3 separate regions of the Mus musculus genome follow, and all the other regions are linked to region 1. The links are chromatin loops, found by intact Hi-C in ENCODE. Cell type or tissue: left cerebral cortex. All regions are shown on one strand.

Region 1 (8,000 bases):
TACAAGCAGAGAGGTAATCACAAGTTAGAGGCCAGCCTCGGCTAAATATGTATCCTCAGGACAGCATGGGCTACAGAGTGAGATCTTGTGGCACAAAACCAAAATAAAGAAATAAGTGGAATTGTCATGTACTTTTACTATTACCCTTTCATAATATTTTAGTGTAATTGTTACTCATGAAATAATGTTACATTATTTCATGCATGGCTCACTATGCCTACTGATATTTCAGCAAGAAATAAAAGGCAGTTTCCTAGCAACACCTGTATTCAAAGGAGCAGCAACAACAATAAAAGCTTAATTACAAACACTTTCTTTTCCTCAAAGTTGACTTTTGCCTATCTAGAGAAGTCACTGGGTTACAAGGAAAACATGGCACAGATCAAGGCCTAGGAACAGGTATGAACAGAGTCTCTTAGACTTTCCTTTCTGGGATTGAACAAGCAGGATGATCCCCTAGGGTTTGCACCAACAGCAGAATGGGTACTCCAACTGGGAGTCAGGATGCTGGGTTCCTAGTGGCCCATCCTGTCTGTGAATACACAGACAAGCCCCCTTCTCTGGGTTTGTGATTAAGTGGATGGCACTCAAAAAAGATAGTTACAAATGTCTTAGACGTCTATAACCCTTACTAATTGCAGATGTCCTTGCCACCTTCCCACCCGGGTTTATTAACATTTTCGAAATAGACATCATAGCTTCCCTGGTATGATCCCTGCATCCTAGGAAACCATCATTTGGACATTAAGCAGCTGAGTTCCTGGGCCTTTCAGAAGGGGAAACACGCTCTTGAGTCCTGCCTTAAAGAGATTTCCTGCCTGTGTGTGGGGCCAGGCCCCAGAGTGAGGCAAAGGTGATCTAATCTCAGTTGAAGTTTGCAGCAAAGAAAACAGCTTCCTTTAAAGGGGAAGTGGCCTTTTCATTTTCTTATTTTCAGCAAAGCTAGGATTTTTTTTTCATGCCGACAGCGTGTGCACGAGTCATTTTAAGTCTCTACATCTTTCACCCTGAAAGTCCCTGCACAGAAACTCCACGGGGAGTCTAAATATAGCTGCACCGAACTACCCCCCACCTCAGCTCCCACCTTCAGCCAGGGGTCTCCACGCAGCTCTAGGATTGGAGAGCTTATTCCAGGACATTCTCTTTGCATCTGCCTTGAATAGCAGGGCACGGAGCAACCTCTCTAGCACCTCCACGGTGTGTGGGTGTGAAGTGTATTAGAGGAAAGCAGGAGTGACTCTGAGTGTTGATGCTTGGCTCACACGTGGTACTGCTGCCAGCTGCACAGCGCTAGGGGTTAGTAGTGCCTACTGCCCAGAGGTTTGAAGGGAAACAAGGTCTTGCTGAGTAAGAACCAGGAAGAGGTCTTCACAAAACAATAACGATAAAAATAAAAGTAAAACTCTTAGCTGACGTTCTGACTGTAGAAAGCAGCTGTCTGTGGGCGTGGGTGTATGCACGGGGTGTATGTGTGGGTGTGTTGGTAGAGTATTATCTGCTATGGGTGAGACAACCAAGATAAGATTTTTGCCTTAGTGTTGGCTGGTATTCATGGAAGTGAAAAAAGGCTCAGGGATGGCCACTTTGCTACTGACTACCATGACTTTGTGTTGAAAGCATAGTTCAGTTGAACTTGGCGATTATTACTTTTTTTTTTTTAAATATTTGGGAGGAAGGCTGCTCTATTAGAAGGAGTTCCCAATCCTGGTGTCCTCTCAGTTTCCCCATCGCTGAATCTGTTGTTTAATTGCTAACAATATTTTTGAAAGGCGGAGTTCTGAGCCAGCAGCACCATAATCTCACTCTCATCCAAGAGAAGAGATGGGCTTTGGGGCGCCCATTTTCCAGAGGTGGTGGGGGATGCAGTCAGTGGTTCCCTTTTCTCTAACATTGTAAGTTACAGCATCCTGTCTGAGAGGCAGGTCCTGGACTCACTATCCTCCATGATCCCTCTCGAACTCCCTGGGGACGCCACAGTCGCGGCGGAGATTTAAGCAGTTTTATGACTTTCTTTCACTTACATGGAAATTTCTGGAAGGAGAGAAGTGGGCTCCTTTTCCCAGGCTGCTCTGTCAGGAGGAGCTCCCTCACCACGAAGGAGCTACTTTGGAGTTTTACGCCCTCCCCACACCCCACCCCTGGGGATGGGAAGGATGTTCTGCGACTCGCAGGCTTGTTGTCTGAGGCTAGGATGGAAAGTCACAGCCTGCAGGCTGGATTGAGTCGCGGGAAGCTGCTGGGTCCCTGCCTGGCTCTCTCCGGGTGTGTCCATTGAACTGCGGTGGGCTGGTCCCCAGCGCGGGAACCCAAGCGCCACTGCCAGAAGCTTAGCCCCCGCTGGCTCGCTCCTAGGCTAGCCAAAACCTGGAGGGTAGGACAGAACCTTTCCTGCCCACACCCATCACCCGAGGATGGCAGGACCAGGCGCGGCATAGCAGCGGGAGAAGCCCAGAGACCCGCTCGTCCAGTTTATTCAAGAGGCAGACTTCGCCCTCCGGACAGCTCCGAGTCCCAGGAAGAACCGAACCAAACTCATCCTGGGAGACCGACTTAGGGTCAAGCCGGTATTCTGCCGGGGTGCAGGGGACAGACAGACTCGAACCCTGCTGGGTGTGCACGCGTGCGAGCGTGCCTCCGGGCATCCCGCACACCCTCAGTCCCGTGTGCCGACACTCCTCGGGGAGGAGGGAGTGGCAGCCACCAGACTAAAGGAAAGCGAGGGACACCTCACAAAGTGACGCCCCCAACAGGTCCGGATTTGGAATTGGAAGCGGCAGAAATCCGGACCTCCCCGGGCCTGCTCCGCACACCCCGCCGCCCCCGCCCGGAGCCCCGACTCTAGGCTAGTCCGCCCCCCCGGGGCGCCCCGTCGGCTGCGGGTTTCCTCCTGCAGACCTGCCCGCGCACATGAAGCCGCTGCCCCCGCCGCAGGCGCCAGCGCCCCCCTCGCGGTGCCCGTGGTGATGCCATGCCCCGCCACCACGCGGGAGGAGAGGAGGGCGGTGCCGCCGGGCTCTGGGTGAGGAGCGGCGCGGCGGCGGCGGCAGGCGCGGGTGGGGGGCGCCCGGGCAGCGGCATGAAGGATGTGGAGTCCGGCCGCGGCAGGGTGCTGCTGAACTCGGCGGCCGCCAGGGGCGACGGCCTGCTGTTGCTCGGCACCCGCGCGGCGGCGCTCGGCGGAGGCGGCGGCGGCTTGAGAGAGAGCCGCCGGGGCAAGCAGGGGGCCCGAATGAGCCTGCTGGGGAAGCCGCTCTCCTACACCAGCAGCCAGAGCTGTCGGCGCAACGTCAAGTACCGGCGGGTGCAGAACTATCTGTACAACGTGCTGGAGCGACCCCGCGGCTGGGCGTTCGTCTACCACGCGTTCGTGTGAGTACCCGCGCCCCCACTTCCGACCCCGTGTGCCCCTAGCCATGCCCTCTGTTGGGGAGCCCCGGGGCGCACTTGGCGCCCGCGCCCTGGCCTTAGGCGCGGAAACGCGTGCGCGCTCACACGCAGAGCTACACACACGTGGTGGTTTTTATTTCTTTGCACGTGTTGCCATCGGCCCTCTGGAGCCCTCAATCTCTCTCGTCCCACCTCTCGCTCTGGTTCACATAGAGCCCTTTTGCCCCAAAGCACCCAAGGGACTAACGGGTCAGTTCCAGGTACCTGGGTGATTGAAGGCAGAAGCCGGACTTAGGCGACTCAGATAATCGGGAGCGATTAGGTCCTGATATGCGGAAAGTTAACTGAGTGGGGCGCCCAGGAGCTGGGGATAGCTCCGGGAGGTTGTGCACCATCCCGAGACTGGAGAGACTGGGAGGGCATGACCGGGTGGGATGGAGTGGCGAGGAGAAGGTTAAGAGTGGGTCCACAGTCAGCTCTGGGGTCAAGCAGAGGAAGCTGCTACGTGATGGAGAGAGAGAGAGACTAGGTTGTAAGCGCGCCCGGAAACACGCCTGGCCACCATCACAGCTGTCATCAACGGAAAATCTGTCAGTGCACGTAGTAGTCATTGCCACATAGAGGTGGTCAGAGTCTAGAGGGCTACCCAAGCTCTGTGGCAGGCAGTGCCAGCTGAAAGTGGAGAACTGGGGTTCAGGAACATGGCCAGAGGTGCTGTAGTGGAAATGCACAGGGGCCAGCTGTGACCTGAAGCAAGCAGTGTGTTTAGTTGACACTTATGGCGCCGAGATAAAGTGTGTGTGTGTGTGTGTGTGTGTGTGTGTGTGTGTGTGTGTGTGTGTGTGTTGACTAAGCCCTCACCATCTAGCAGAGTATGCGAGAATGAAAATGAGAAAATGGTTGGAAGCAAATGTTTATTTTTCCCTTAGGCATTAGAAAGCTTTCCGTGGCTTTGAAGTTTACTACTGTTTTGCCCGACGTCCATTCATTCAATCTCCTGTTAGAGTTAGGTGAATCTGGACGACAACTTAAGGTTGTTTTCATGTCTATACACCCTGTCTAATTTAATCTTTTTAGAGGAAGCCCCGCCTCTTCTTGCCCCGTCTCTGCCCCCTCCTTCTTTATGTTAAGATGAAGTACAAACATATTAGCCTTAGAAGACCTCCAGAGAAAGCTGCAGGCACATACTGATTGATTCCTTGTTTCTTACTTGGTTAAGATATGTTTGGAACAGACCAAAAAGACCTTTCAGAAATGAGGCATGCCGTCCTATACTTCTCCCTTATGTGGAATGAAGAATTGGCACAAACCCAGGAAAGTTAAAAAAAAAAAAATCATAATATCAGGAGAGAAGGAGCTGCTTTTATAAATAGGTGAACCTGAAATGTGACCAGGTAGAACTCAGGAAACTGGTGGAGTCTGCACTCTGGGGCCCCAGTGTCTGGGAATTTTTACAGTTGCAGATTGTTGTGAGCATGTAAGCTTAGGTGACCTATTCCAGCCAGCTTCATGTGTTTGCAAGGCACACATAGGGAATGTTGTATTCTGTCTAGCGTCATTACACTCAAAATATAAGGTCTATCCTTTGCTGATGAAAGAGTCATAAATATTTGAATGTAATTAATGATAGACACCCATGACACTTGTTAAGCTCATCTCCTTGGGTTGATATACAATTAATTTAGTATTTAATGATCTAATAAATTATTTTGACTGTCAGACTATAATATACATTTTTAAAAAGGAATGCTGAGGCTTAATTTGCTGTAAATGTGCACAGTATGGATGATGATATTTTTAGACATGCTCAAAATATTCATGGCTTTGAGTTTTAAATATGATGTAATATAGTATTTTTTATTTGGGTAAAGTACATGGTATGGGTTCAGAGGAAGCTTGACACTGTTGCACATATTGATGTCTCCTAAGCATTGTTTACAAACAGGAGTGAAAATTTCTCAAAATGCAGCATTTTCTTTTTGATGCCTGGTGGATAAAGCAGTGTTTCTGTTTTTGTTTTTGTTTTTTAAACTTTGATAATTTTTGTTTGTTTGTTTGTTTCTAGTTTAAGAATTTTCTTGCTAACTAGTTTTATCAGTGAATTCTGTGAGGGATAGAACATGAGTTGTGTGCTTGCCAACACAGTATTGCTTATGTAAAGTTCTTCATAATGTAGCAAAGAGCCTTGAGGTCTGTAGGCAGGGAGCAGCTGAAGATACATAGCACAGAGTCAGAGGCTGGGGGAAGGACAGGGGGGGTGTGGGGGGATGGAGGAGGTGGAGAGTAATCACTACTTATGAGTTTAAATGAGGTTTTGAATAGCTGGAATTTACACATTACATTAATAAAGCAAGGTTACTTTGAGCTGCAGGTCCAATAAGACCATTCCAGGAAACGATAAGAAAATAATTTCTATAGAGGTGTAATATATATAATATATAATATAGAGGTGTAATATATAATATATAATATATATAATATAAAGGTATAATATATATATATATATATATTATATATATAATATATATTCTATAGAGGTATAAGTAACTAATGCTCTGCCAGCCTGGGAATCCTCAAATCTGACTTTAATAACAGTTTTTGTAGGGTATTAAGCTCCTTGCCAAGAACAAGCACAGTGTGATTAATGAGGCAGTTCAGGGATGAATTTACTTGGTTAGCCCAGGGTTTCCACAGCCAAGAAACCAGAGAAGTATGCTTAACATTCATTATGCTTCAGGTAAAGAGAATATTCTGTTAAGATATGCAAAAATAATTATTATTATAATGACATTTTAATGGTCTAAAATGTGATCTGATGAGTGTATACCCCAGCCTACTGGTAAGAATGCTGGCAAGAACAGAGATGGTCTGCTTCAAGGGAGTTCTTCCTGTGAGTTTGTGGGCCTTGGGAGATCCAGGCATTTCCTGCTTTTTTGGAGTCCCCGGGAAGCAGTGTGTTCTGTCTTCAGCTGTGATACAATTAACCAGATGAGCTCTTAAAATAGGAGATGGTTTCTCTGAGTTGTTTGTTCCGTTTAAATTGCCCTTCTTTGGGGAAGATTTAGAAGAATTATGGTAGTTGTAGAGGAGTTCATGAAAGGATTCCTAATGTAAATTTGTGCTCGTGTAGCAAACACGATCAGTCCTGAGGACTCACAGGAACACCCATGCCTGCCCCAGAGAGGTATCAATGCAGATACATCCAGCTAACCCATCACATTGCCCAAAGCATCCTGTCCCTTTTAGGACTGTGGGTGAGAATTCATAAATACTTTAAACTAGAATATTCCAACCCCCCAAAACTAGGGAGCCTGGAGTATAATAATAATGATGATGATGATAGTTATTATTATTATTATTATAACTATTATTATTATTATTATTATTATTATTATAACTATTATGCTAGCTACTACTGACCATACAAATGACCATTAAATTTCATTCATTTGCTGTGAACTCTTTCTACAGTTATATCTCTTTCTGTCCTTTGCTGCTTCCTCAGTGCCTCTCTGTTTCTCAGAATCTCTCCTCTGCTTCCTGGTCGTCTTTCTTCTATTTACAACCCCATAGCTGCCATTCTGACACAAGTCTTATTAGTAATGGCCAAATATGATTACATCATATATAGGTTTATCCATCTACACATATCTGAGTGTCTGTGGTACATGCTGATTTCTAAATTATGAGGCCTCTGATTTCAAGGAGGACGAGCATCCGTGTGATTTTTAAGCATTTCAACAAGTGTGAGATGATGCTCTCAGGGCTGTGGCAGAGAAAACAAGTTACAAAATAAAATAATGCAAGAGAGACAGCAAAGCCACTCTGGACAGAGAAGCCAACAAACAGCATTCAAAGTGGAAGTGAGGCCTGGGCTGAGTTTGGATGGTCAAGTAGCCCATTTTCAGAGGAGCAGAACGGGGTGGGTGTGTGTGAATGAGCTATCTTGAAAGAGAAAACAGCGTTAGTGAAAGTGTGTGGTCCCAAGTGTGTAGTAACTGTAAGTACTTTAAACTCATTGCAGGATAAAGCCATCTTCAAGGAAAGGAGTGGGGGGCTCACAGCTTTCTCGTAGCTTTGATGATGGAGATGGTCATGGAATTGCATAGGCTGGGTCTGTCTTTACTCTTTACCCTGTACGAAGTAGAGCTGAATGAATGGCAAAAATCAAGAGAACACATCTTACCTTGGAAAGTGAATCGGAGAGGGGATTTAAAATGGAGACAGTGTGGTGTGTAATTAGGTGGAAAGAGTATTTCAACTTTTCCATTCATTCTGAGCTTTTTTTTTTTAATCTTTAAGTTCACCCTGCAAATGTCTTTTGGTTCTCTATGTTGCTCTGGAAAAAGTGGGAGATGACTGCCCAAGGAGCCAAGGGAGTGAAGGTGGGGATAAAAGGCAAGGTTTAATCAGAAATGTTTCTTTTTCTCCTAGAATCCATTCTTAGAGACTTTTGTACAGTGACTTTAGATCATTTCCCCTCCAAGTCCTCCTCAACTCCTTCTGCTTCCCTCCCCTACATTCATATCTTGTTGTTTTAATAGCCCTCTGCATGGTTGTAGGGCTACCCACTGGAGTATTCACAGTCCCAAAGATGGGGGTCACACCCCTAA
Region 2 (8,000 bases), 250 kb before region 1:
AACACAGGTGTCAAAACAGAGGGAACACCACATCAAAGGAAAACCAAGAAATTGGGACATCCCACACAAAATACTGAGTTCCCAATGATATTACGAAACTAGATGTGTATAAAACACAGGATACTGATTGGTGTCCAGACAGCTCAATGTATGGTAACAGTCTGAGTCACTTTTGATCTTGTTTTAGCGGCTTACATACAAGTAAGGATTCCTTAAGGCTGTCATTACATTTTTATTACATTTTCTATTATTTTGAAGGAAAGGCCTTGAAGAACATCTACCAAGAGTAGAGGTTTTGATGGAAAAGTAGAAACAAAAGAGGTTAATGGAATGTGTATTCCTATTTCTTCGTCTAGTGTCTGTGAGACTTAGAACTAGGCACTGAAACCTTGTAAGCTCAGGTTTTCAAAACATCTGTTGCATTAGGGACCCCTATCACATCTACCTTTCATGTTTGCTATGTTACAGACAGGTAAGTATTTAACATACTTGTATTTATAATATGTATATATAATAATAATATAATTGTATGTATAACATACATAATAACATATGTGCATAATATACATAATATAAATAACAAAAATATAAGTATATGTATGATAAGTAACTATTTAATACCCTTGCTTTGTCACATGCATATAACAATTGGAGATTTGGTGATTTTAATTCCTATTATTATTTATTCTCAGGGAATGCAAGCTTGTGATTAGCTTGTGGGGAGGACTTAACAAACTTTGGGAAACAATGGATCAGAGCTTTTAAACACAGCCAACTCTCTTTATGATTATTTCCCAAAAGCATAGTACAAGATGGAGAGGTTTTCAAATGACAAGTTCCACTTCAAGACACCAGTGGCTTTTACACAGAGAATAACTGGAAATTCAAAACAATATCCCCAGCTTCCTGTCAGGCATTGTTCTTTTCCCCCGGCGATTTATTCTACTCTGATACAGACATAATGCTGTCAATGTGTGGTCTGGAACTTTTTAGATGTCCTTTTAGACTGGAAGGAAAATTATATTTCAGGTTTCTCGGATAGGAAAAGCAGAATGCCACTAATTTATTTATGATTCTGTTCCGTCCAATTCAGTAAGCGCATGCTTTAGCTTTCTACTGGAAAAAATAAAGGCCTGGTCTCCCTTACCAAGAGGACCTGAGGAGCGAATAGTTTCTAAATGACACCAAAGAATTCACTGTGTCTCTTAAGACAAGCCACTGCCCGCTCTCTGATTTTCTAACACAGAAAAAGCAATAGTCACAAGCAATCTGCCTTCAGTCAGGAGGGTTAGAAAAGACAAAGTCAATATAATAACAGTGGCTGATATTTACTGAGCAAGTAAATATGCCACTTCACATGGAGGTATAGAACCTTTAAATAACATAACTGAAGTCACCAAGTACAGAGTTCTATTCAAATTCAAATAGTCTGTACTCAACCCTGATGCATCCCAGTAACTTGGCAGGTGAAACCTCTCACCACAACACATTTTAGTATATCAGCAGAGCTGGATATCTTTCAGGGCCCAACTCTAGTAGAAAATTTGCCTGCTTTTTATTCTTCTTGTCTTTGGCAAAGATATGTGTGTGGCTAACTATTTTAAGACATCCTTTTTGGGGTTGTGACATAAAGGACTATTCACCCCACATAGAAAACTCATTAAAGACCAAAGTGACAAACTCTAGATCATTGCAGACTGACGAAACAGAGTTTAGTTACTTCAGGGTTATAGATACCTGATCCTTAATCCACTATTGAGGATCAGGGATATCTTAGAGGCAGTTGTGTCATGGAAAGGATCGCCACCTGCTGGGATGATGACCTGAGAATCTCACCCCAGCAGAGCTCTGCAAGGCAGCTGCAGGTAGCTTGTGGAACAGGAGAGGCTCCTTTCCTAGCAGTTCACAGTAACCTTGTGGAGGGGCCTTGTGGATCTCCTTAATTTAAGAAACCTCAGGGGTCCCTTACTTCCTCCTCAACTCAGAGGAAATTTGTTAGACAACATCACCATTGTCTCTTGACAAGAAAACAAGCTTCTTTGGTGTCATCCTGACCTAAAGAGACAACAATATTTTCAGTGTGGTCCATTCTGTGAGTCTAAGTCTGTATTTTTTATTCCTTCTTGGGAACTTTTATTCCCCAAAGTCTTGATTCAAGGAGAATGGCCTATATCTTGGCATTCTTCACCTGCATAAACTCTCCACCATACTAATTACAGCTGTGGATCCTGATATTCTTAGCAATTGCCCTCTATAACAGAACACTTCTTTCTTGAGGTCATTTTGCTTAGCTGCATGCAAAGCACAAACATTCAAATAGAATCTTGCTTCAGCCAAGGGGAATGGAGATTGATGCTACATCTGTTGCATCCTGTCTGTTCCACCTTACATTTAGTCAGAGCAATCTCTCTTGAGCACCAGCCAACTTTATTGATTTCCATGTTTTTTTTTGCTACCACAGAAGATGAACTTCCCTTCCACACACTTCCCTTCCAGGCTTTCTTGATCTGGTTACCCTGACATGCAGCGTGACTCTCCAATCTCCAGGTGGACTCACTCTTCTCTATCACGGTTTTCAGCTTCTTTTTTTAATAGTCTACCTTGCTTACTCAACTTCCTTAATGATTCTTGAGTGTTCACTGTATACCAGGAAGCTGGTCAAGCACACCTTCCTCTCAGTTCAATTCTTACCAATATTTCAAACCCAGTACCCACTGTATGATTTACATTGCCTCTGCCTGGACTTTTCCAGGATTCAATAATTTACTTAATGTTTGTCTCTTTCTCAATGTTTAGAAATATTGTCTACCTCCTCATTTGGGTAATAACCATATGTAAGCCTTTATTAGGAGGAGCGGATTATAAGTGAACAATGTCAGCAACAAAGAAGTAAAGGACTGCAACAAATACTTTGAGATGTGGAATCTGGTCCGATCCAGCTAAAGTCTTCAGTTTCTACTTAGCCAGTGATGGTGACTTATTGCTGCCAACTGTGCAGATGCATATGAGGACATGGAGTCACTTCTACTTTCTCAAAGCGGATGGTGTTGATGCTTCTGGTCTGAGGACAGCGGGGGTGGGAGGCAGCAAGAGGGAACAATGTACTTTCAGCTTGCAGAAACTCTGTTCAAATCTCTTGGTTTTCTACCTTAGTATCTTTCCATTGATTTAAAACTTTTTCCTCCTCAATTTTCTGTATCTCTAAGCACCGGATTTACTTACTCTTTTTTATGTTAGGAATCAGAAAATAAGACAGTTGTCTGATCCCTGCTATATTAAAAATGTATATACTTTCTGAAAGTCTTCCTTTATGCTAGCTCCAGCCTAGACTCCCATACTCAATAATTTCTTCATTTATTTTATGCTACCCTAGTCATTTCCAACATATTTTCATACTGTAAATACTCTCGCTTACTCATTTAATCAAAAGCCCACTTTGTTCATTTTACTTTGTAATTCGTTTCCAGCACATCTTTTACAGCGCAATTGTTATGAATTTTCAATTTATTTTTACATCTATTTTTATAGCTGCCACTTCTGCAGTGTGCAAGATTTTTCTTCTTCTTCTTCTTCTTAACTTTAAAAACATCATTTCGGGAAGAAAGCTGTTCTAAAATCTGGCTTTTTCCTCAAACTGAACACCCACACAAAGGAGACAGGATGACAGAAGCTGAAGGTGGAAATGAAGCACAAGGTCACCTTGCCTCTAATTTTAAAGCAAATACAAAGATGTGTATGCAACAACATCTACATAACATAGTCTATATAACATAATATCCTATTTTAATCATAGAAAATAGTGTTGAATCTCACTTTATACTCTTGTTTAAAATTATGAGCTCTTTTAATAGGCCATATATTTTTTAAAGTCAGCTTATATTGGTGTGGCATATATATATATATATATATATATATATATATATATATATATATACACACACACACACACACACACACACACATACACTTTTCGTTTTAATGGAGAGTATAACTTTTTCTTGTCTTCAGGAAGAATGTCCCAGCTGCTCGTTGCTCCATGTAACCTACCTCACAGCCCGGCTAATTTAAAAATAACTCTGATGGTTTGCTGTCATCTCGTTTGGCAGAGAAGGTAAACTCACTGTGAAAGTCTTGCTCTGGGTTTCCATGCTGCTTCCCCGGATGAAGGTGACTGCTGAATCATCATTCAGCTTTTCTCAAACACATGGCTCTTCAGTAGAACCTCAGTTAAGGATGCCAGATGGGATACCTATATGTGGCTTCTCCGAGATGCCTTGGGTTTACCCCAGCGTGGTGACTTTCCCCCAGGCAACTATCTCAAAATAGAGGTAGAAGCAAAACTGTCCTGTGTGATCTAACCTAAGAGATTACATTGAATCCTTTCCATCCTCTAGCTACAATGGACTACTCAGGTAAATAAGAGAGTGAAAGAACTGAGGCTAGGAGTCGGAGAGGTGAAAATATAGCTCTCAACTTAGATAGGGTTATGTTGTAAGATATGTAAGATAAGGCTTTTTTCAACTGTCTTTTTTAAAAATTAACCTAACACAACTAGTTACATAACTAAACACTTACTATTCAAAGTGATCAAAGGATAAACTTTTAAGTTTAGACGCCATGTTCTCTCTCTGTTCGTTTCAAACCATGCATAGTGTCATCAAGGAGGTCTAACAAAATGCATAGCTCTTTATATTGCCCATTTTGTCTTAATCCTCCCTAGTCACTTCTTTTAAGCTTGATGCAGGAACTGAAAAGGAAGAGGGAGAGAGGACAGTCTAATCCATAAACTGTGTCCCCCACTTTTATGAGTGGGTCTAACTGTAACCCACAGGAAGTCTGCACTGCTTTTCTCCTTGCTTTTTCAACCTAAATGTCAGGCAATGTCCTTGTGCTTAGTAGAGTAAAACTGTCCACACATCCTATTAAAGAACTAATATTTTTAGGCCAGTGAGATGGCTCACCAGGCAGGATCTCTTGCCATGGAGTCTGATGACCAGAGTTCTAAAGACTGTACCCATTAGGTGGAAGGAGAAAATTTCCTTCCACAATTTGTCCTCTGACCTTCACATGTACACAGAGGCTCACATATGTGTATACACACACACACACACACACACACACACACACACACACACACGTGGGCATGCACATATCAATAAATAAATGTAATGAAATACTTTAAAAATACCTCATATTTGTGAATTAAGTCTTTCATATTTTCATATCTGAAACTTTATTTCTATCACGTAAATATCATTATCAGTACTAACAGATAATTGCTCCGCAGAATACAGACACTTGTATTTTACACTTTTCTGAACCCCACAAAAAAAGGTAAGACAAATTCTTATCACATACTTCCTCTTCCCCAATAAAATGAAAGGATCACGTTTCCATTTAAAGTTGACTTTATCCAGATGATACATATTATTTTCCTCTTTTTTAAATCCTAGAATAATCCCTCATGCCTCCGAAGTTTCCCCATGAAAACAATAACCCTGTTTTGACAATGTGTTCCCAATAAGCTGGTTGATAACATCTTTCTACCAAACATGATCAGTAGTAACAGGATGCAGGGAAATGGCTGATTTCTATCAGGAGCATGAAACAAACTTGGGAAAGTCCTGGTTAGTGTTCAGGGCATTCACAACTGAACACAAACCTGGTGGATTCATAGATGAACATAAGACTCCAATCTTCCGAACATCTACTAGAACTTTCTAAGACTATGTTCAGTAGAGGTTGATCAAGCCGTGGTTTGACATTAGTCATGAATGCCACTCAGTAGTAGTTTATTATTATTTTTTCAGTCTGGGACTCAAACACTCAGTGAAATAAGGCAAATTCTCTTTCCACGTCACTTCTGATGCTGGGGACATCAGTCATATCTTCCTGCATCATCAGGTAGCTTTGCTCTATACTCCATTCCCTTTCCCTCACCATTTCCAGCACAATGGTTTCTGTATACCCCCACAATTCAGTTTGGTACTTTGCAATTTCTGGCTTTGAGATCAGTATGAACTCCCTCCATCTCTTACACAATACAAAGTTATTTTCTCCCTTCATTTCTATATTTCATCCCATGTTTTAGTGCTAAGTCAAATTATCTGCGAATGTGTCTGCTTACACCTATGTCTCCAGCGGCCGGTACATGTACTGACACATATCAAATAAATACTGGGGGAATATTGTCTCCCTTCCTTATTGTCTTTTGAGGGATCCAGAGTGAGAGTCTTAAGTATACCTTCCAACTGACTTGTGGGGAGCTGAGAAGCTCTCTAGACCCGGGTCTTGGGAAGCGACTGATCAAGCCCAGATTCACCAATGGAGAACCAGAAGAAGACAATGAGAAAGAAGGTGATGAAGTCTTTCCCTGAACAACCACAGCGCAAGCTCCTGAGAAAGAAAGGCTTTGCTGGCATTTCTTTCCAATCTCTTATGTGTCACCATGCCTTGTAGCACAGTGTTGCCAAAGGCAGCTTGTGATTTAGGGGACAAAGGTGACCCACACTGGAAATGTCACTGTGTTCATCACAGCCTGTCATCCAGATTAGCATTTGGGAAGTAGATGGACTCTGTTGGTGTTCCCTAATCCTGTTTACTGAGTGATATCATCCAGTAATGTGTGGCCAAGGATGGGAGGAGGAGAAGCCTTGTAGCTGCCGGATCCTAGCAATATGCTAGAAACAGTGTGGTAAAAGCTCAGCAGCCAGGCACTGAAGAGCATGTCTGCAGAAGAAGGGAACTCAGATGTCCTTAGGCATTGCCATCATTGTGAAGCCGATTCTTTTTGTTAGAAAAGAACAGTTATTGAACAGCCCATTAGGGAAAAGAGTTACCTTCAACATTGTCTTTTTAGCCCAACTATCACTTTAATACTATAAGACAAACACGAAAAAAAATTATAAAAGTCAGCATTGCTATTTCTGTGTATTTTTTGTTTTGTTTTGTTTTGTTTTGTTTTCAGACAGGGTTTCTCTGTGTAGTCCTGGCAGTCCTGGAACTCACTCTGTAGACCAGGCTGGCCTCGAACTCAGAAATTCGCCTGCCTCTGCCTCCCGAGTGCTGGAATTAAAGGCGTGCGCCACCATGCCCGGCTTTATTTCTGTGTATTACTGACCTCCCCCTGATAACTATTCTTCTTTAATGTCCAATGAGAATACATAGACATAATTAGATTTAAAAAAAATTACCCTTCAGCCAGGCGGTGGTGGCGCACGCCTTTAATCCCAGCACTTGGGAGGCAGAGGCAGGTGGATTTCTGAGTTCGAGGCCAGCCTGGTCTACAAAGTGAGTCCCAGGACAGCCAGGGCTATACAGAGAAACACTGCCTCAAAAAAAGGAAGAAAAAAAAAAAACAAATTACCCTTCAAAGTGACAGAAGTAATGTGAGAATATTCTGTCAAAAAGAAAGGAGCATATGATTTGTCTAAGCATGGTTAAGATAAAAATGGGAAATCAAATCAGAAAGAAATGCATATCACAGCACACACTTACTCTAATTAAAACTCAAATCAAAGCATCCTGGAAAATGCTAATAGATCTGGCTGATGTGTTTTTTAGCGTATCATTTGCTGTATAGTGGCAAGGAAGTGAGAATTTTAAAAGGCAATTAGGAGCCTTGAGAATTAGAGGCCTCTGGGATGTCTCTCCTCATTTTAAACAATACGCTACATTGTCAATAGGTTTGCTCAGTGGGAGGTGTGGGGAAGAGCTTTAAAATATTCAAAATCGAAATGCAATTCTAATGCATCTGATGGGATCGGAGTTTCAGAAAACAAATATGAAATTGAGCTGCTTGCAACCTCTAGACACCCTGGCAGTGTTCCCATGGTTAAACATCTACTGTGCAGCCCACCTTGCCTAGGCAAGGCTGTCTGCTAAATAGCTGCTTTGTTCATCTGGACTGTAGACCTGGGCTTGTACTGTCGGCTAAATACACACTCACTCCCAGACTCAAGCACACACACGACCTTTATTTGTATAAGTGCTGTGTGATA
Region 3 (8,000 bases), 360 kb after region 1:
ATTTTACTGTAAGGTTTTGAAGATTTGTAGATGATAATGAATTACTTGAATTGATAATTTTTAATAATTTTGTAAAAATGTAATGGGCTCCAAGTGATCAAAGATAGGAGGAAATTCTGATCATCAGAAAACAAAAAAGAACAAAAGCAAGTGGGGCTCTACTCTGCATACTGATAAGTTCAACAGCAATTCCTAGAAATGCTTCAGATAGAATATTAAGCTCTGATTTATAATAAATTCAGAAGGGTAACTGTGATTTCTAGAAAGTAACACAAATTTGCCAAGAGCAAGAACATTAAATTACGCTTATTTTTCAGTTGGATAGGGTTAGCAGCTCGCTGTGGCAGAGCAATAGAGGAGAGAAAATGTCTCCATTTCAGTAAAGCCATCAAATGGGCTTTATAATGTGCTTAAGGAATAGAAAGAGAAAGTTAAACAGGATGACAGGACCCTTCCCCAGAGACAAACACAGCATTGAGAGAAAATTCCAGAAGACGGCATCAGGCATGTAAAGATTCTGAGTAAAGGGAGTTGGCAGATTGTCCAATGGATAAATGAATTGAGATAACATAACATAGCATAATGATATGGAAAATAGCAAATGTGAAAACTTTCGAATCTGAGTGAGCAAAATCTTTTCATTTGAATTTAATTCAAGTTGGAGATGGGGGTTGTACTTGACGCCTAACAAAGAAGGGAACTCTAAGCTGCACTAACACTCCCATTTCAAAGAGTGGAGGCGGGTGAAATTACATCTTCTTTACTTGCACCCTTAGTCATTCGGCTGAGCTTTGCCTAATTCATAGAGAAAGCAGTTAAGAATATTGACAAGACAGACAGACACACACACACACACACACTGTAAATGGGTAAAAACAACAAAAGGTTTATTTTCCTACTGAAACAGAAACTCTATGAGGGTACAAACTCTGTCTGAGTCTACAGAGTCTGGTACAGAGTCTCTAAATATTTGAGACAGGTACACTGCAGGGAGGATCAAGTATTGATAGGAAAGCAGACAGAAATCAGAACGGAAGGGCATCCATGATCATGCACATCCTCGTTCATAATTCAATAGGCCATTACTAGCATAAAATTTAGTTTCATATCTAAACATCCTAACAGTCAAGGCGATGATACAAACATATTTAAAAATCACTGTCTCATACCAAAACCTCACCATTGTTTTTTTCCGGAAGAAATATAGAGATCTTTTGCAATAAAATACTAGCAAGAATGTCTTATGGGATGCCTCAAGGAACCAACTCAATGTAAAATACTGAGAAACTCTCAGAACATAGCATGTTGGTTGAATGCTCATTATTCTTTTTCAAGGAAAGAGCAGAAAATCAAACATAGTTTAGTAAAAAGTAATTATGTTAGGGACCAGTGTGGGTGTACTCTCAGGATACAGGTCAAGAGTGTGCAGGTTCACTCCAGGTTTTGTGAATTGGTAGCAAAGAGACAGAAATTGAAGTGTCCTTAAGCTAGGTGGGCATTTTGAAACCAGTTTTGCTATTATCTGGGGAGTGGAAAATCTGAACTTGAGTTTCCTGGCAAGAGATGGAGCTATTTCATGTTGGTAACTGAATGCCAGATCTTTTGCTTACATTGGAGGGTCACACAATGTCAGTCTCACATCAAGGGATGTAGTAACACAGTGGGTATATTTAAGGCACAGTGAGGAGAGGGTTACGAGATCAGGACATTGTTTCCTATGAATAGTAGACAAAAACAGTCTCAGTATATTCAGTCAGAAAACCTCTGGGGAAACTAGAGTAAAGCCATCCTTCAGTGTATGATGAGCTTTCTGGGGAGGTAGGAGTGCATGCTTTCTGTAGTTGTGAGCTTGAAGAACCAATGGCAAAGGTTCTCTATGGAGTTGAGCCCACTGAGGAAGCAGTTTTCCAAGAGTAGAGCTGTGCCTAGCAGGCCTGAGTGGGCATAAAGGTTCAGGACCCTGGAAGGACTCAAAGAGAAACTGAACAAATGTCTTTCAGAGATGCTTAAAGATAACCACTTTGGGGAATGAAAGATTCGATCTGAGAGCCTTCTGATCACAAGGATTCATTGATCATTGAAGCAAGCTTCATCCAAAGCGTGTCCCAATCTGTATGTACACAGTGTAGCCTCTGCTCTGATAGAAAGAAAGCCTTTTGAATTGCTTGTAGATTTTCAAAGTTCTAAATTGCTTACATTTTCCAGACCCTTCTTCAGAAACACAATAACAAAGTCAAAAGCACTAGTCCCCCAATCCCTCGATTGCTTTTTAATACTGCATACAATATGTAACATATCAGAATTCATGGTAGAACTTCACAGACTTTATAGTAATCGTTGTATTAGAGTATTACTACATAGGTCTTAGTAGCTCACTGTGAAAAACACCAAAACGTCATGCTACAGTTTTGTTGCTTTGCCGTGGAGGGTGAGATGTGCTTCGAAGAGACCTCCAGGTGAAAACTGGACATCTTTCATGGAAAAATTATGTACCAAGGATATTTCACAGAGCACTAAATTTATATAAAGACAGATAAATTTAGGATGCAAGAGCCAAATGTTGAGCCTTAGTCCTGCCAATGTGCTCATTAGACTGCTTCAATTTCACCTGCTAATGCATGATGCTGGAGGATCATCTAAAGTCACTAATACCAATACCAGCACACATGCTTTAGACATCATAATCTTTGATGCACCTACAAACATTTATGTCTTCCATACAATATACTAAAATGCTCACTTCATCATGGCAATACTTGAAATTTTATGAAGCAGTGTAGCTGTGGTTAATTGTTTTTATGTAAACAGTTCCTAAGGTCTGTATTTCTTAAGTATTTCTGTGTCTCTCATTAGAGTGCTTTATTTTAATCCCATGATCCTATATCATGTAATATTTAATGATCTCCTCTCCTCCAAAGGTTTCTCAATAAAACTGACAGTCCACCAAAATACTTGCAGCAGATTGCATTCTGGGGAGAACTGTATATTTGTGTCAATATCAGCAAAACCTCCTTGCTGAAGCCCTGTGAAATTTCCATGTCTGATATTCATTCTGTGTCTAGTTTCTTCACTGCAACATTCACAGTTGTTTGTGAATGTCTAGGGGTGTGTGTGTGTGTGTGTGTGTGTGTGTGTGTGTGTGTGTGCTTATGTATGTGCATGTGTGCCTGTTTGTGCATGTGTGCATGTGTGTGTATGTTCATGTGTGAGTGCTCGTGTGTGTGTGTGTGTGTGTGCATGCCTGTGCATGCATGGATGCATGTGTGTGCGCATGTGTATATGTTCATGTGTGTGCAAATACATGTGTGCGTGCATGTGTGCGTGCAAGAATGATAGCAATGTAATTTGCTAAGGTTCCTTTGGCAGAGCATCAGCTAGGCTTTTCTGAGTGCTATATTTGCATGCTGTTTTAATTCCAGCTAAGTGCACCTGCTCTGAAAGCACATGCCTTGGAATCAGGGCATCATTTGTTCAAACAAGAACCTGGGTTTCTCAGCTCAGCCTTCTTGCTAAATTACATCCCAGAAATTGATTCTTAATTAGCTAACATAAAAAGTTGATGGTACTTTTCTTGGCTAAACAGAGCAGCCTTGAGACTGGTAATATTTACTTTCTCATAAATACTCTTCTCATCTTAAAATAATCAGTGCTTTCCAAATGAGAAGCTTGGGATAAAAAAAAAATGTTTGGATAAGCATGAATCTTATCTGAAACAAAATAGAAATGCTTCAGATAAAATAAAGGCCAGAAGCTGCTATGGAGTCATTTCGAAGGAATATATTTATCTCATGGTAGTTTTAAGCTGACCACTGATGAGATTTCCTTGGTAAGTCGTGAGTAGCTACCAAATACGGCCATTGTCCAGTTCACAACCCTACCTCATAACCTGTCACCATTTAAATTACCATTTTAATTTTGTGTATAAGTATATTATAAATACATCAGTAGACTAATTAAACCTATATGCCATTTGTCAGAATGTTTTTAAATACATGAAATATAAATAATTACAAAAGATAAAATTATGTCAAAATTCAAGGGTTGAAGTATCAAACATGCTTGTCATATGGCAAGACATTAATTTATTAATCATTATTAATAATATTATATTATATTAATTATGTTGTATTGCGTCATATTATATTGATACATTATGTTATTAATGTATATTATTAATTATTATTAGTGCTTTATTATTAATGCATTTAAAATAGCCCCTAGCCAGGGTCTAACAATTGCCATAATCTGGAAATAATGATTACAAAAATCACTATTCAACATGAAATGATTGTGATTTTTTTTATTGATGGTATAAAATATAATATGACAATATCATTTCATCATAGTGAAAACTAAAATCAGCCTTTTTCCTACTCATTTCAAAAATGCCCTAATGCATAGGATCCTAATACATAGGATCCTAATACATACATAATACATAGGATCCTAATACATAGGATCCTAATACATAGGATCCTCAGAAGCCTATGGACATGGATCAAGACACTCAGATAGACAGTGTCCTACCACTGCCACTACTTGTTTTATGTATATATATATATATATATATATATATATATATACTTTTTATTAGGTATTTTCCTCATTTACATTTCCAATACTATCCCAAAATACCTCCATACCCTCCCACCCACTCCCACTTTTTGGCCCTGGAGTTCCCCTGTACTGGGGCATATAAAGTTTGAAAGTCCAATGGGCCTCTCTTTCCAGCGAGTGCATGCTATTCAGAACTCTAAGTTCGTCTATACTATCTACGAGATCTTTCATAACTACTAAACTAAATACAAAATCTACCTTAGAAGCATCTCCTCTCCAGGCTTGCAGCTTTCTTGTGTTGTACTTCCTTCTGGGATATATTCCTCTAGTAAATGTTTCATGCTAATACATCCCTCTTGCAGATCATCTCAAACAGGAAGTGCACATTTTCCTCTGCCTTTCACTACCACCCTGTGTGTACCCCTTGTCCATTTCCCTGTGTGTACCAATTCCTCTATGGAGAGACCCTTCAGTTGATCAGTGAACTTCAAAGTCTTGATATGGTCTTCAATACTAAGATACTCAATATACACTTTCTGCTGGACTGAAATGTCTGCTGTGCAGAGACATGGATTTATAGGACTGCTCCCCTTGACTCTTGCCTCATCTCAAACGAGCTAGCTTGCAGGTGTTCATCAACTCCATCTTACTGATGAATTAGTGAAAACTGGACACATACTTGCATCTCATCCTGATTCGTACAGTCCTCACACTAGAGTATTCCTTTACCCCCATAATTCTTCTCCCTAGCTCCATTTGTACCATCAGGGTGGATGGGTTGTTTTTGTCTCCAGGAAAGCTCCTTTAACCTCAGCTTCAGCCCCATGACATGCAACTTTTGTGTTCTCCTGGAGACCCACATTGAAAAGACTGTCCAACTGTGTTTCATACTCTCGTCTCTTCATCATTAAATATTAAGTACTTTTAAACAGCTGGCCTTCATTTTCATTTTGAATTGGATAACCTATTCCTATTGGAGAATTAAGTCCTAGAGAGAATGGGTTTCCCCTCCCTTAGCAGCCACTGACTGCCTGTAGTTTTCATGTAGGGGTAGGCCTTCTGAAACACTGGAATGTTGACTGACATGTTTTCAGGTATTGTTTAGGGAACTGTGTTGTTAAGATTTCATGGATACAGCATGCCTTTCATATCTAGAATACACTATCCAGCACTAGGTGTTCTAGCACTCTGGCTTTTACAGTCTTTCTGTCTTCCCTTGCACAATGTCCCCAGAGTCTTGGGTATAAATGTTCTACTGCAAATATGTCTCTAACAATTATTTTTTAATAAAGTTTTATTTGCACTGGTCTGTTGTCTATAGAAGCTTTCACATTACAAGTGTAAAACCATGTAGTTATGACAGTCAGAATAACATGATGAAATATTTGCTACCTGGTACCTTAGATAATATGTTTTCTGACCTGAGATTAATATGTTTTGCTTCACTGTGATGAAATGAAAATTTGAAACACCAATCAACTTGTCACCATATAACAAGTCCTGCCTCTATATGAGAAACTATAGACAGTCAGCAGCTGCTGAGGGAGGGGAAATGCAATTTCTCTAAGAGTTAACCTGATAGGTTATCCAATCCCAAGTGATCTGTCCCAAACAGATATACATATGAGCAACACTTAAATGGATGCAGTGTTACATATTTATACATATACATACATACATATATATACATATATATATGTATATATTTACAGAAGAAAAGGTCATGGATTTGAGAGGGGTCGAGACTAACACAGGAGATATTAAAAGGGAAGAGTGAGGATTTGAAAGGATGAAATCCAGGGAAGGGGGGTGGAAACATGTACAATTCAGAGGGGGTGGAGGACACTAGGAGAACACAGCTCACTGAATCAACTAAGTAGGCTTCATATGAGTTCACAGAGGTTGAAATGGCATGCACCTGGCCAGAAAATTCTGCACCAGGTCCACTGTGTATATTACAACTGATAGCTTGGAGCTTTTTCGGGGCTCCTAACAGTGGGAGTAGGTATATCACTTACCCTTTTGTTTGCTCTTAGGACTTTCTTTCTCCGATTGGGTTGCCTTGTCCAGCCTTTGTATGAGGTCTTTTGGCTTTCTTATTATATCTTGTTTAGTCATATTTGGTTGTCTCTTGGAGGCCTGCTCTTTCGGAAGTGAAAGGAGAGTGGATCTGGGGGGAAAGAGAGGTGGGAGGGAGCTGGAAGGAGGAAGGAAGCAAAACAGTTGTTGGGATGTATTGTATGAGAGAACAATTTCCTTTCAATAAAAAATACTTATACGTAAAAATCTCAACAATTTTGAAAGAAGCATAAGGAAGCAGACTCATTGCTGAGGCCATAGTTATCCAATCCTTGACTAGAGTGCTGGGAACTGTGAGTCTAGCATGGTAAATGGACTTTCTGAGTCTCGGTACAAGCCACAAGGAAGCAGAGTTTAGTTGCTCTGTAATAAGGAAGGGCTTATAGAATGAGCTTGCTGGACATCAGTAATGGTGAGATTTAGTCTTTCGCACTTTCTCAATGGTTCTGATTTGTTTTGATAGCGTGCATTTCAGCTTCAGGTTTGAACAGACTTCCCTTTTATTTGAGATTTTTTCCTTGAGAGCTCATCACTCATCCCTACTCCTTACTCAACCCTAGAAGTCCCGTATTTACAGAAACATCATTACAGTGATTAATAGAAAGTCCTTGCTCATTACTTCTAATATCTGTCACTAAAATATGAGGAGAGAGAACCTCAAGCCCTTTCCTCTACCGCTTTGACTGTAGAGCTGGAAAGTCCACGGGTGGTAGAGAAAATGCCTCTGTTTTCCTGTTCTTCCTACTAATATAAAAAATATAAATTAGACTCCATAAGCACGTGGGTTTATAGGACTGTAAGTATCATACAACGACAATGGGCACTTAGCAACCATCACATACAATGTCTGGTATTTTGCAGGCAGACTTGACAAACAGGGATTTTTTTCTGCTTCTTGAAAGGAGAGTCTGCATTCTCAGATAGGAGAACAAAACCACAATTCAGTCTTGCTTAGGGTTCCTTTTGGCAGAGGAGTTGTATGGGGAAATTCACAGATTCCTAAGTGTTAACATTTAAATGCAGTATCACACAAAACATAGATACACACACACACACACACACACACACACACACCACAACACACAAAGTAATCAATACCTACAACCATGTCTTCATGAGTTAAGTTGCAAAAAGAGCCCCATTTCTCTGAAATGCCCTAGTGCACACTGATGCTTAAAGTACTCAGTAATTATTTAGGTCAGACATGTGCAAGGGAATCAGGTGCTTTGTTTGTTTTAGGGACAGTTCTGCACAGTTCTCATTAAACTTCTCTTCTGTTATTTTGCAGTTTTCTCCTTGTGTTTGGTTGCTTGATTTTGTCAGTGTTTTCTACCATCCCTGAGCATACAAAATTGGCTTCAAGT

Evidence for each region. Hi-C counts contacts between places; a loop is a spot of excess contacts. Peaks named below come from ENCODE experiments on the same cell type or tissue, not always from the same donor. Only the 100,000 strongest peaks of a DNase experiment are listed, where the experiment ranks them.
Region 2: a loop joins it to region 1, with 2.8 times the contacts of the local background. A loop is called at or near these places in 2 of 42 quality-filtered maps.
Region 3: it touches region 1 in a loop (3-fold over the local background); 3 of 42 quality-filtered maps call a loop at or near these places.

The regions. Positions count from the first base shown.
Region 1 is chr1:21,956,550-21,964,549 of GRCm38, reverse strand. Kcnq5 (potassium voltage-gated channel, subfamily Q, member 5) reads left to right here and starts at 2,608. Exons shown (of 14, transcript NM_023872.3): 1 at 2,608-3,369. The coding sequence starts at 2,969. In left cerebral cortex, a CTCF peak has its summit at 3,106; DNase peaks (open chromatin) are centred at 4,531, 5,529, 6,343, 7,273 and 7 more places; H3K4me3 peaks cover 4,064 bases; H3K27ac peaks cover 4,502 bases.
Region 2 is chr1:22,207,027-22,215,026 of GRCm38, reverse strand. No RefSeq gene overlaps it. Among named protein-coding and RNA genes, the nearest start is that of Kcnq5, 250 kb to the right of the region's middle. In left cerebral cortex, no CTCF peak of the experiment used is centred here; DNase peaks (open chromatin) are centred at 3,044, 3,583 and 4,212; H3K27ac peaks cover 2,141 bases.
Region 3 is chr1:21,593,539-21,601,538 of GRCm38, reverse strand. It overlaps Kcnq5 (potassium voltage-gated channel, subfamily Q, member 5), which reads left to right. Exons shown (of 14, transcript NM_023872.3): 2 at 7,925-8,000. Among named protein-coding and RNA genes, the nearest start is that of Khdc1b, 210 kb to the right of the region's middle. In left cerebral cortex, no CTCF peak of the experiment used is centred here; DNase peaks (open chromatin) are centred at 713 and 3,414.